Linked DNA regions of Mus musculus: region 2 is linked to region 1. The links are chromatin loops, found by intact Hi-C in ENCODE. Cell type or tissue: heart. All regions are shown on one strand. Each heading gives the region's core, and the rest is flanking DNA. Links, peaks and the distances in the headings are about the cores only. Region 1 has its middle 24 kb from the start of Tmem260. Region 2 overlaps Tmem260 (transmembrane protein 260).

Region 1 (5,375 bases), core at 322-5,321:
ACAGTTCTTTAAGGCTTCTCAGAAGCCATTTGAGACTCCTCTGTTGAGAATTTTCTGGTTGGTTCTGTACCCCATTTTTAATTGGGTTATTGGGGTGGTTGGTGTCTACCTTATTGAGTTCTTTATAAATTTTGGATGTTAGCACTCTGTCAAATGTAGGGTTGGTGAAGATCCTTTCCAAATCTGTGGGCTGCTGATGTGTCTTATTGACAGTGTCCTTTGACTAGCAGAGATGGCTAGATGGCCATGAAAATGAATGGAAATATTCAAGTGATCAGGGTGAGATGGTGCAGGCAGGGCATCTCCAGGATAAGACAGAGGCCTGGAATAAGGGAGGCACCCAAGAATCAATGGGGGTGACCTTAGCTATGAATCACTACATCGGGGCTATGGGACCTGAAGAGGCCACCTCTTGTAGCCAGACAGGAATCCCAGTGGAGCAATAGAAGACACCAACCCACCCACAAAACTTTCAACCCAAAATTTATCCTGACTACAAGAAATGCAGGCAAGGGGGATGGAGCATAAACTGAGGGAATGCCCAACCAATAACTGACCCAACTTGAGACCCATCCCATGGGCAAGCACCAATCCCTGACATCATTAATGATACTCTGTTATGCTTGCAGATAGGAGCATGTTGTCCTCTGAGAGACCCTACCCAGCAGATGACCCAAACTGATACAGACACCCATAGCCAAACAGTGGCTGGGGCTTAGGGACGCTTATGGAAGAATAGGAGGAAGCTTTGTGCACAGGCTCCAGCTGGAGCTAATACAAGGCACAGGAGACTGCACTAAGACAACATGAACACGCTCTGAAGTCTTTTTTGTTTGTTTGGTTGGTTGGTTTGGTTTTGATTTTGGTTTTTTGGTTTTCTGAGACAGAGTTTCTCTGTATAGCCCTGGCTGTCCTGGAACTCACTCTGTAGACCAGGCTGGCCTCAAACTGAGAAATCTGCCTGCCTCTGCCTCCCTAGTGCTGGGATTAAAGGCGTGCACCATAGTTTTACTGTGTATGACCAGAGCATGCATTGTGAGAGATAGAAGTACATTGAAGAGAATAGGCCAATACCATTGATAAGCACTCCTAAGCTGGGTAGATAAATGTATTCAGCTTACTGCTGGACGAACCAGTGAAAGGCAGTTTGGTGTTCAGAGTAGTTTGGTGGCAGGGAGCTGGAGGGCAAGGCCAGGGCTGTTGTTGGGAGATCCTGGGGAGGTTTAAAGGAGTAGTTCCTTCTGGATAAGAACAATCAAGAACAGGAATGATTTTATAGTTGGAAATTCAGTAATTGTAATCGAGAAGCTAAGGGGATGAAGGCCAGGCTAGCTAGGCCAAGAGTACAGTTTCGAGTTTTGTTGTTGTTGTTGTTGTTGTTTATTTTGTTTTGTTAGAGAAAGGGGCTAGCCTAGTCATTTCTGTATGCAGAGCCTCTTCGGTTTTTTGCTCTTTTCTAATCTGGTCGAGGAGCGAAGGTACCTCTTCCTAGTCTGTGCACGTGGCTCATGCTCAGGAAGGAATAACACGAGCTAGCTGCCCACCATACTCTGCTTTCCCAGCGGACAAGGAAGGCGCTTGATCCCTTAAGTCACGTTAGGACTTAAATAGTGAAGACTCCTAAGGAATGGAATAACATAACAATGTTTCTATGGAAAGACTCCTTAGGAGGCTGTGTGGAGGATGGTTTTGAATATGACAAAGATGAATGCAGATGATTTAACAGGAACAGAGGAACACTCCCGGCAGTGGGAGTGTAAGGAATAAAAAGGGGAAGAGAGGGTGTGAGGGAAAGGAGGACAGGAAGCCCAGAATGGCAACGGTGGGGGATGGCAAGGAAGGGCTAGAGAGGAAAGGGGGGGAAGAGGGTAGAATGGAGACGACGGGAGGGAGGAGCAGGAAGGACAGTGGGGGGTGCAGGTGGGGGGAGGAGAGCATGAAGGAGAGAGCAGGAGGAGCAGGGTGGATGGGAGACGAAGAAATAAAATGATGGAGCACATAGTCGATCTCCACTTCGAGAAAGAATTTGACATTACAGACTTTCCCCGCCCCCCCCCATCCACCCTGAAAAGGGAAACTCTACTATTTAAAGTTCCTGCCTGGACACATACAACTGACTTGGGGCTTCTGAAGTGTGAAGTCCCCTTGTCCCAGCTCTGGGACCAGGCTGCAGCAGCCTTTCTCACTTCAGATGGGAAGGAAGGGCGTGCAGGGTCCAGGAGGCTGTGATTCAGAGCGGTCACGTCACACCGGGACAGAGACCGCAGGCTTTGACTTTCTTGGGGGAAGGGCTGTCTGTTGTCCCAGGGCTGTGAGTCACAGATAGCAAAGGACAGATGATGGAAAGTGACAGGAAACCCCCACTGAGCACAGTTCTCTGAGGCTAATGCACCCCAGTCAGGCAGCCTCTAAGGAAGTGTAAGTGGGCCATTCTGCTGCCAGAGAGCAGCAAAGCCCTGAAGATGAGGGGGGAGATAGGAGCTTCTTTCGGTGTGGGTAGGAAGCCACAGTAACTGAGCACAAAAGACAGCTGATCGGAGGACTTTTTGAAAGCTAAAGTGATGATTTTACTCCACTCTGGACTTTAATGTGTGTGCCTCTGTGTGTGCCTCTGTGTGTGTGTCTGTGTGTGTGTGTGTGTGTGCATGTCTGTCTGTGCTGGACACCACAGGAGGACATCACTTGAATAGGATCTCTCACCCCGTCTGGAGACCTTGGGTTTTTCAGCAAGCTTCAGAGATTGTCCTGCCTCCCCTACTTGGCTTCCCAACGGGCGGGGTTATAGGCACTTGCCACCATGCGTGGCTTTTTATATGGGTGCTGGATCTGAACTCAGTAAGGCTTAGCAAGGGCTTTTACCCTCTAAGAAATCTTCTCCAGACTCCTGAACTTTTTTTTTTTTTGATTTTTAATCCATGAAATGGTGATTCACTGGTCTGAAAAACAGATGCATAACAAAAACTCGTGTGGTAGAGGGAAGGGGAGATAGACTGAACGGTGGAACAGGGGCAGAAGATCAAGCAGGATTGCAGCTACTAATGATTATAAGGTTGACGCTGTAATCCTCTGGGGTGGGGAGAAGGCATGAAAAGATCTAAGTCTCTTTCCTTTTAGTCTCTTTGGGGGCTTGGGGTGGCCTCGAATAGCTTAATTTTAATCTGTGGCAGCACGGTTACATAAGTGGCTTGGAGCAGAGTGCTTCTTAGCATTTGCTTCTGTTCCATTTCCTGCAGATGCTCCGAGGAGCGCACTCACTGGTCTGATGCATTTCATAAGAATTCAGGCGACTTGTTTACCTAGTACGTCTATAGGGCTCCTCTGCAGATTACCAAAACACTCAGAAAATGAGGATTCTATTAGTTCATGACCTTGTGTTTTAGTGGGGTTGGGGGGAGTGGCTTTGAAATTCATAAAATGTGTTAATGTAGGGATAGAAATCTTTATCCCCCCATGTATGCTCAGTCCAATCAACAGGAAGGATTAGGTCCTAAATAATCTGACATTAGTATTAAAACAAACATTTACAAACATGTGTGCCCATTACTGGCTATTACATATGGAGCTTTAGTTCTTTATCCCCCAACCTTTTACTAGAAGGCATCACTGTATGTGACACTAGGTAGGGAATGCTAATTAAGACTTAGGTCACCTTTTCATTTAGTAGCAGAGGAAAAGCCGCAATAACCATTTGAGAAAGGCTAAGTGAATGGTGTGTCACACAACAGGGGGGCCTGAGGCTAGCTCTGCTTCTCATACTTTGCTAGTGACATGCTGAGGTGCTGAGGGCATCTGCGGCCCGGCCGGCCGAGTTCACAACTGAGCAATGCTGTATGTAGTTCAGCTCCCAGGCAGTTAAAAGCAACCTGGGAGCATCTGTGACTGTCCTTGAGTACTGGTTGCTTCTCCTGCTGCTGTGATCAGATGCCAGCAGAATCGACTTGAAGGGTTGTGTGGTATGCTGTGTGAAAGGCTCAGTCCATTGTGGTGGGGAAGTTGATGGCTTGGGTCTGAGGCAGCAGATATCTGCAGTCAGGAGGCAGAGAGCTATGAATGCCGGTACAGTTGTCTGTTTTAGTCAGTTGATGGCTCCAGCCCGTGACATAGTACCCCTCACTTCTGAGTAGTTCTTCCAGCTCAGTAGAAATGACTTCATTGACACACCCAAAGGTGTGCTTCCATCATGACTCAAGACTACAAACTGAATTGACAATCCATATTATCAATCCCACCTTGCTATGTTCTGAGAACTTGTTCCAGGACACACACCCTCCCCCCCCCCCATCACCTGAGCATCTCATTCCCACAGACACACACAGCAAAATCCTTGGGTGCTCAAATTTCTTCTATAAAATGGCAGTGTATTCAGCAGATGTGCACCACCCATATACCTTAAATAATAAACTGTGCCTCATGCATTGTAGAGGCAATGTAAATGGTTATTTTGTGTCACTAGAGAATAAAGACAAGAAGAAACTGCCTTTGTAATGCAGGTGGAAGGTTTCCTCGTTAATATATATTTTTAGTTCATAGTTGATTGACTCTAAGGATGTGGGGCCTGTGAATGCAGAGTGCAGACTGTAGACGATGTGTTTCCTCTTAATTCTTTTTGAAAGTAAACTTTTACTTATTAAAACCCATCTCTCTTGTGTTTTCATTCAATGGAATGCAGCTTTTATCCTAAGTCTCTCTGACTGTCTCACTTCTTGAGCCTTGACAGCAGCATCTCCAGTGGTTTCCTCCCTAGTGAAAACCATAATGACGTGGAAGTATAGTTCCCGCACTTGCTTTCATGAAGCTTGCCGTCTGCAATACTCCTTCCTTACAGGTTAAATGGCGGTAGGTTAAGAGCCTGACACTAAATTGACATTTTAACCATGATCTGTTTGCCCTCCCTGGTGCCAAATGAATGAAATCAGTTGCATGAGTGCTTCTGGCAGGCAGGGAATCATTCCTAGGTTGGATGTAGTCTGTTGATGTTTTAAAAGAGCACAGGCATTACGTTGGTTGGTGAGAGATGAGTAAGGCCAACAGCATGCTGCTAAACACACAGCTGTTGGGATGGAAAAGCTTGCTTGTTACTATGGCTGACTTAAAATTAGCAAGTTAACATCTTGAACTCAAAGCAGAAAAATTGCTCACCACTGATCTCCTCAGCCAGCGCATAGTCCCCCAGAGAAGTGGTGGGGAGCTGGGCAAGCGCAGAAGATTCATCTGCTTCAACAGGAAAGGGTGGTGTGACTTTAAATTCTTCCACGAAGTGAAGTATCACTTGCCTGTGTCTCCGTTAGGGCTTTATTGCTGGGGAAAGATGCCGTAACCAAGGCATCTCTTACAAAGCAAAACATTTAACTGGGGCTGCCTTATAGTTCGGAGGT
Region 2 (5,375 bases), core at 242-5,241, 71 kb after region 1:
CTGATGATTCTCTGGACTTAGTTGGGATCTGTGATAATCCCCCCTTTTCAGTTCAAATTATATTAATTTTATTTCTGATTCCAGGAACGTTTCACTTCTACGCGGATTTCTTCAACAACCCACTATTCATACAAGAGTATAATGATCAGTCTCCACAAAATTGTGACTTCTGTAGTTTTCTTGGTATTGATTTCTAGTTGTGTTATCCTGTGATCTTACAGATAGCAGAGGATTGTGTTATTTTGTATTTGGTATCTGGCTGTATTTTATATTTGTACCTGATTTTATGGCCTGGAGGGTGATTTATCTTGGAGAAGGTTCTGCGGATTGCTGAAATCCGTATGTGTCCTGGTTTTGTTGTACATCTATGTGTTGGGTCCATTTGACCTGTGTGGCGTTTACCTGTGACATTGCTGGGTTTGACCTGTGTGGCGTTTACCTGTGACATTGCTTTGCTGGTTTTTTGGATATTTTTAGCGATGGCAGTGGAACCCTGAAGTCATCTTCTGTCACTGTCTTGGTGACTATGTCCATTAATGCTTGCTTTGCAGATTGGGATCCTTCCCTGACATTTGACACGTATGTTTTGCGGCTGTTTCATCTTGATGAGTTGCTCTCTATTAATCATCTGTAGCCTTCCTTATGCTTCTGACTAATTAGGGTTTGGAGTCCACTTTATCAGTCTAGTTATGCTAGCTTTTTCTTTTTCTTTCCTTTTTTTTTCCCCTCTATTTACTTCCAACCATTGGCTCTGTCTGTAGGTACCTTACCCAGTGTGTCTTTCTCCCTCCACTGTGTACAGTATCTTCTTTTATACCTGTTTGGCAGTCATGGACTCCATTAGTTTGTGCTTGCCTTGAAATTTCTTTATTTCTGTATCAATTTTGTCTGTCTATCTGTTTGTTTGTTTGTTTGTTTGTTTGTTTGAATCAGGATTTCTCTCTGTACCACTAGCTGTCCTGGAACTCACTTTGTAGACTGGGCTGGCCTTGAACTCTGATCTGTCTGCTCCTGACTACCCAGTGTTAGGACTAAAGGCGAGCACCACCACACCCAGCTTTTTCCATCAAGTTTAAAGACCCCTTTGCTGTATCTCGAGTTCTTGCTTGGCATTTATCTACATTAGGAGCTTGAAAGCCATGCTTCCATGCTTTCCTGGATCTGAGGGCTGTTGATGAAAGAGCTGGTGTTAGCCTTGTGCTTCCACCTGTGTGGGGGAGTTGGTGTGTTCCCTTCACAGCTTTTGTTATTGTTTCTTTGCTCCGAGTTTTGACATGTGTGTTCTTGAGAGTGTCTTCTGTGGTCATGTGCATATGGGTTTTAGGTGCTCCTTGTGTTTGAATGCCCACTTCTTTCCCTAACTTTAGGCAATGTCCTGCTACCATGGCGTCCAAGGTTTCTGTGCCTTCAGTGTTTCTTACTTCTTCCTCTTCCTTCTCCTCGCCAGTGGGTTCTTGGATATGGCATTTTGATTGTATTCCTGGGTTCCTGGATAATGTAGTCATGCCTGCTTATTTTTTTCCTTATTGGCATTTGAATGTTGTAGTTCATCAACCTTGACCTCCATCTCCCATGGTCCTTCTTTGGCTTGGGCAAATCTACTAGTGATGTTTTCCACCATGCTTTTACTTGATTCATTGAGGGTTTCTCTTCCAACCTTTCTTCTTCTTTCCTTCCCCCACCTCCGAAATCTCAGTTTTTCTTCCATGTTGCTCATTTTCTCATCCTTGTTGCTTACCTGTCCTCTGGGCTGCTGACTTCCCTCTCTAGTTCATTCTTCTGCTTCTTGGTATCTTCTTGTCTCATCACTGTTGCCAGAACACTTCTGAAATCTTTACCTGGCATCCCACCTATCTCAGTATCTCGGAGGTTAGTGGTGGAGGGGTTATGATAGTCTGTGGGTCTGTGTTGTTTCTTGAATTTCTGCGAGGAATTTATGTAGCTATTGGTTCTGGGTTTGGGGGGAGGATCCCATTGAGAAGTTGAACTCTTCCAGTGAAGAGCAACAAACTGCGGTAGCAGCAATATCATCAAAACATTGAAAATTTAAATACATTTAAAAGCGCTAAGTCCGCTACAGCATTGCCAGTGGCCACAGACCTGAAGAGGACAAAACCGTGGCCAATGGGCAGTAAAGTGAGCAAGTATTTAGAATGAGTGTGAAATTGGTAAAGGAAGGAAACCAAGATGAGAGAAAAGAGGTGGGTGCGAGATCAGAACGATAAAGGAGGAAGAAGGGAATGCGTGGGGAGCACGCACGCTGCTAGCAGCAAAGGGTCCTGTGTCATAAAGAGGCTCAGGACAGAAGCTAGGCAGAGACGTGAGAGGATGCTTTAAAAGCTCCTGATACCAACAGAGGGAAGGAAGAGGGCGGAGATTAAAAAATAAACTCAAAAAATGTGTTGTTGCCCGTGGAAAAACATGTAAACAAAAGAATATGGATCTTTAAAGGGGATAACAAATAGAACCCTGATTTTAAACCATTCTTTAGAAAGGTTTAGTTATATTGTATCTTGTTTCCCTTTGTGAGGTGGGAGGTGGCATGCAGGTGCCACAGCCAGGTTAGAGGACAACTTGAAGGGGCTGGTTCTTTCCCTCCATCATTTCTTAGGGGACCAGGGGTCAGACTCAGGTGGTCAGGCTTGGCAGCAAGCCCTTTACCTTCTGTGCCATCTCACCAACCCATTAAAAATATTCGAAACTTCTTAAAATACAGTCAAAACCTACTAAGTGTAGGAATAGAAAGAACCCCATGGCGGGGTGGGTGTTACATCAGTCTGTTTTGGGGTGTCCTCGAGAGCTGGAGACTCCTACTTATGCACAGGAGCAGAGTGGTTTAAACTTACAGACCCTGTGTTTCTTTACTCATGCTGTTGAGGAGTCTGCATTGAACAAGGGTCCAGTGTCCACAAGAGCTGTCTTCACAGCAGCCATCTTCCTTCTTTATGTGTCAGGGCCCTCTGCTGGCCACACTTGGCTTTGCAGTCCGTGTGCTGGGAGGGTCTCTCACCCTGAGACTCCCCAGATCAAGCTTCCTGGAAGTGTCTCCCATGTGTCTTGGCAGTGTGGGCTGTGGCCACAGCGCTGACAGGAGCACGGGCAGAGGCCTGCCTTCATACATTCACAGTCTTCTCAGTGTGTCTCCCTGTTGAGGGTTACAGCTGTATCATGTACATCCCTGGAACCTCAGAGTTCCCGGGCTCCACAGCAATGGACAGAGATTGGTAGCTCCAGATTTTAACACCTCCCCCCACCACACACACACACACACACACACACACACACACACACACACACACACACACACAGCCTCAGACTTAGAGCTATCCAACTCCAGGGTAATTCTGTTGGAGAGTTCTATCCCTGACACAAGTTCCCTTACCCGCCCTCCCCCCAACTTTTCTCTCCACCCTCTCCAATGTCATTTCCCAGCCTGAGCCTCCTGTCACTTACCCTGTCTTCCGTGTCTGTCCTTCCACTCTCCACAACTGTCTCTCCAACCTTCCTTCACCTACAGTCTGTGGCAGGCCAGATTAAGCCTCCTGGCCTATGGATGCTCCGTGACCACTGCTCACAGGGTAGCTCAGATCTTTAAGAACAGACTCTGTCAAGACAATGGCCAGCCACACCCTTTGAGTCACACGATATAACAAAATGAGGCTTCTCTTCTCAGCTGGCCTGTTTGCTGGAGCAATTACTTGATTTGAGGCTCATGAGGGCTGTGGGCTTTCTAGAGGTTAGGCTGCCCAAGTTGTGCCCTGCGTACCCACAGAAGCGCCCTCTGAGCCGGCCCCACATCAGGCACCACAAGCCCTTTTCCACTTTATCACTTTCTCTGTTTTTCTCTTTGGGATAAGATCTTGTGAGATGAACTGTCCATCCCACCATGGTCCCAGGGAGACGTCTAAGCTGCATGTGTTCCCACCTTATCCAACCCAGTCTCAGTGTTACAACCATCCTCTGGTCTTTTAGGGGTGTCCAGTCTCAGCACTGTGATAACGCTGCACTGGCTGGGCGGTTTGTCCGTTTTGTTTGTTTGGTTTTTTTTTTTTTTTTTTTTTTGCCCCCAGAGAATGGAAGGAATTGCAACTTTCCTGATGACAAGATGTTAGTTATCATGAGCAAAGTAGGAAGCCATCATTGCTGTGTGGAATGCAAGCACAAGGGTGGCGCTCCATTCTAGAAGAGATCCTCTGTTTGTGATACCAATCTATTGATTGAACTTGGCCCCTCCTCAACCTGGCAGATGGATGGACAGAAAGACAAGGGATTACAGGGAATGCCATCAAGTGGTTTTGTTTTGTTACGTTTTGGTGCCTTTTCCTCTCCCGGCCTCTTCTTCCTTCATAGATTGTTCTGCAGACTCATCCCCTCTTTTTTTGACATCAGAAAGCCCACTTCATTCTTGAGCTTTGCTGCGGTAGTTAGCATTGGCATCGGCCGACAGCTGCCAGGCAGTAGACAGCTCAGCACACGCACCTGCACTTTCTTCTCAGTGGTCTCACCCCCGTGATGTCCTGACCCCCAGAGATCAGGAGTCAGGAAGCCTGAGGTGGGGAGATGTGGTGGGAAGGCACCACCCTGCACATGCCCTAGTCATGCAAATGTTATATAAATTCTTGTCAGAAGTCAGCAGAATTCCTCTTATTCTGACTAGGTCTCTAGAAAAAAAAATGGAATTAAGATGAAAGTGCCTTAGTTCTGTATAGTCAGAAACTACTCTTGTTAACTGAAATAGGATTACTTGGGGTGGACAATTACACTTGAGAACAGACTTGGCTTTTCATGGACATGATTATAAGTTGATAGAAGTCGTACAGCGGGCTCTGCCTTCTCCTCGAGTTTCTGTTAGCACCCTCTAAAGAAGCTGAGAGGATCCTGGGCGAGCATGGTGGTGCACGCCTTTCCTCAGGAAGCAGATGCAGGCAGCATGGTCCACAGAGCAAGTTCCAGGACAGCCAGAGCTATGTGGAGAAACCCTGTCCCAGACAGACAGACAGACAGACAGACAGACAGACAGACAGACCACTGAGCTCAAAATCTGTTCTGCTTAACTGTGTGCCTTCTCAGAGCCAAGTGAGAAAATCTGAAACACTGTACACATATGGAGGGAGAGGAAAACATAGACTTATGTTTTAATTAGCTGAAAAATCTTTTTATTCAGCATTTGTGACCAAAGAACCAATAACGTGATTGATCAGTTTGCACGAAATCTTCTGGACTCCATGCCTCAGGATGCCATCATCCTACTCAGAGGAGACCTGCCTGGAAACGCTCTCCGTTACTTGCATTACTGCGAGGGCTTGAGACCAGATGTTTCACTGGTGGATCAAGAAGTAAGTATATGAGAGATGTCCTCAGCACACGGCAACTTT

What was found. Hi-C counts contacts between places; a loop is a spot of excess contacts. Peaks named below come from ENCODE experiments on the same cell type or tissue, not always from the same donor. Only the 100,000 strongest peaks of a DNase experiment are listed, where the experiment ranks them.
Region 2: it touches region 1 in a loop (2.4-fold over the local background); 3 of 42 quality-filtered maps call a loop at or near these places.

The regions. Positions count from the first base shown.
Region 1 is chr14:48,419,891-48,425,265 of GRCm38, forward strand. No RefSeq gene overlaps it. Among named protein-coding and RNA genes, the nearest start is that of Tmem260, 24 kb to the right of the region's middle. In heart, for the core only: no CTCF peak of the experiment used is centred there; a DNase peak (open chromatin) is centred at 2,331; H3K4me3 peaks cover 1,057 bases; H3K27ac peaks cover 870 bases.
Region 2 is chr14:48,491,128-48,496,502 of GRCm38, forward strand. Tmem260 (transmembrane protein 260) reads left to right here. Exons shown (of 16, transcript NM_172600.4): 11 at 5,165-5,336. Among named protein-coding and RNA genes, the nearest start is that of Tmem260, 47 kb to the left of the region's middle. In heart, for the core only: a CTCF peak has its summit at 2,966 (motif pointing left); no DNase peak of the experiment used is centred there.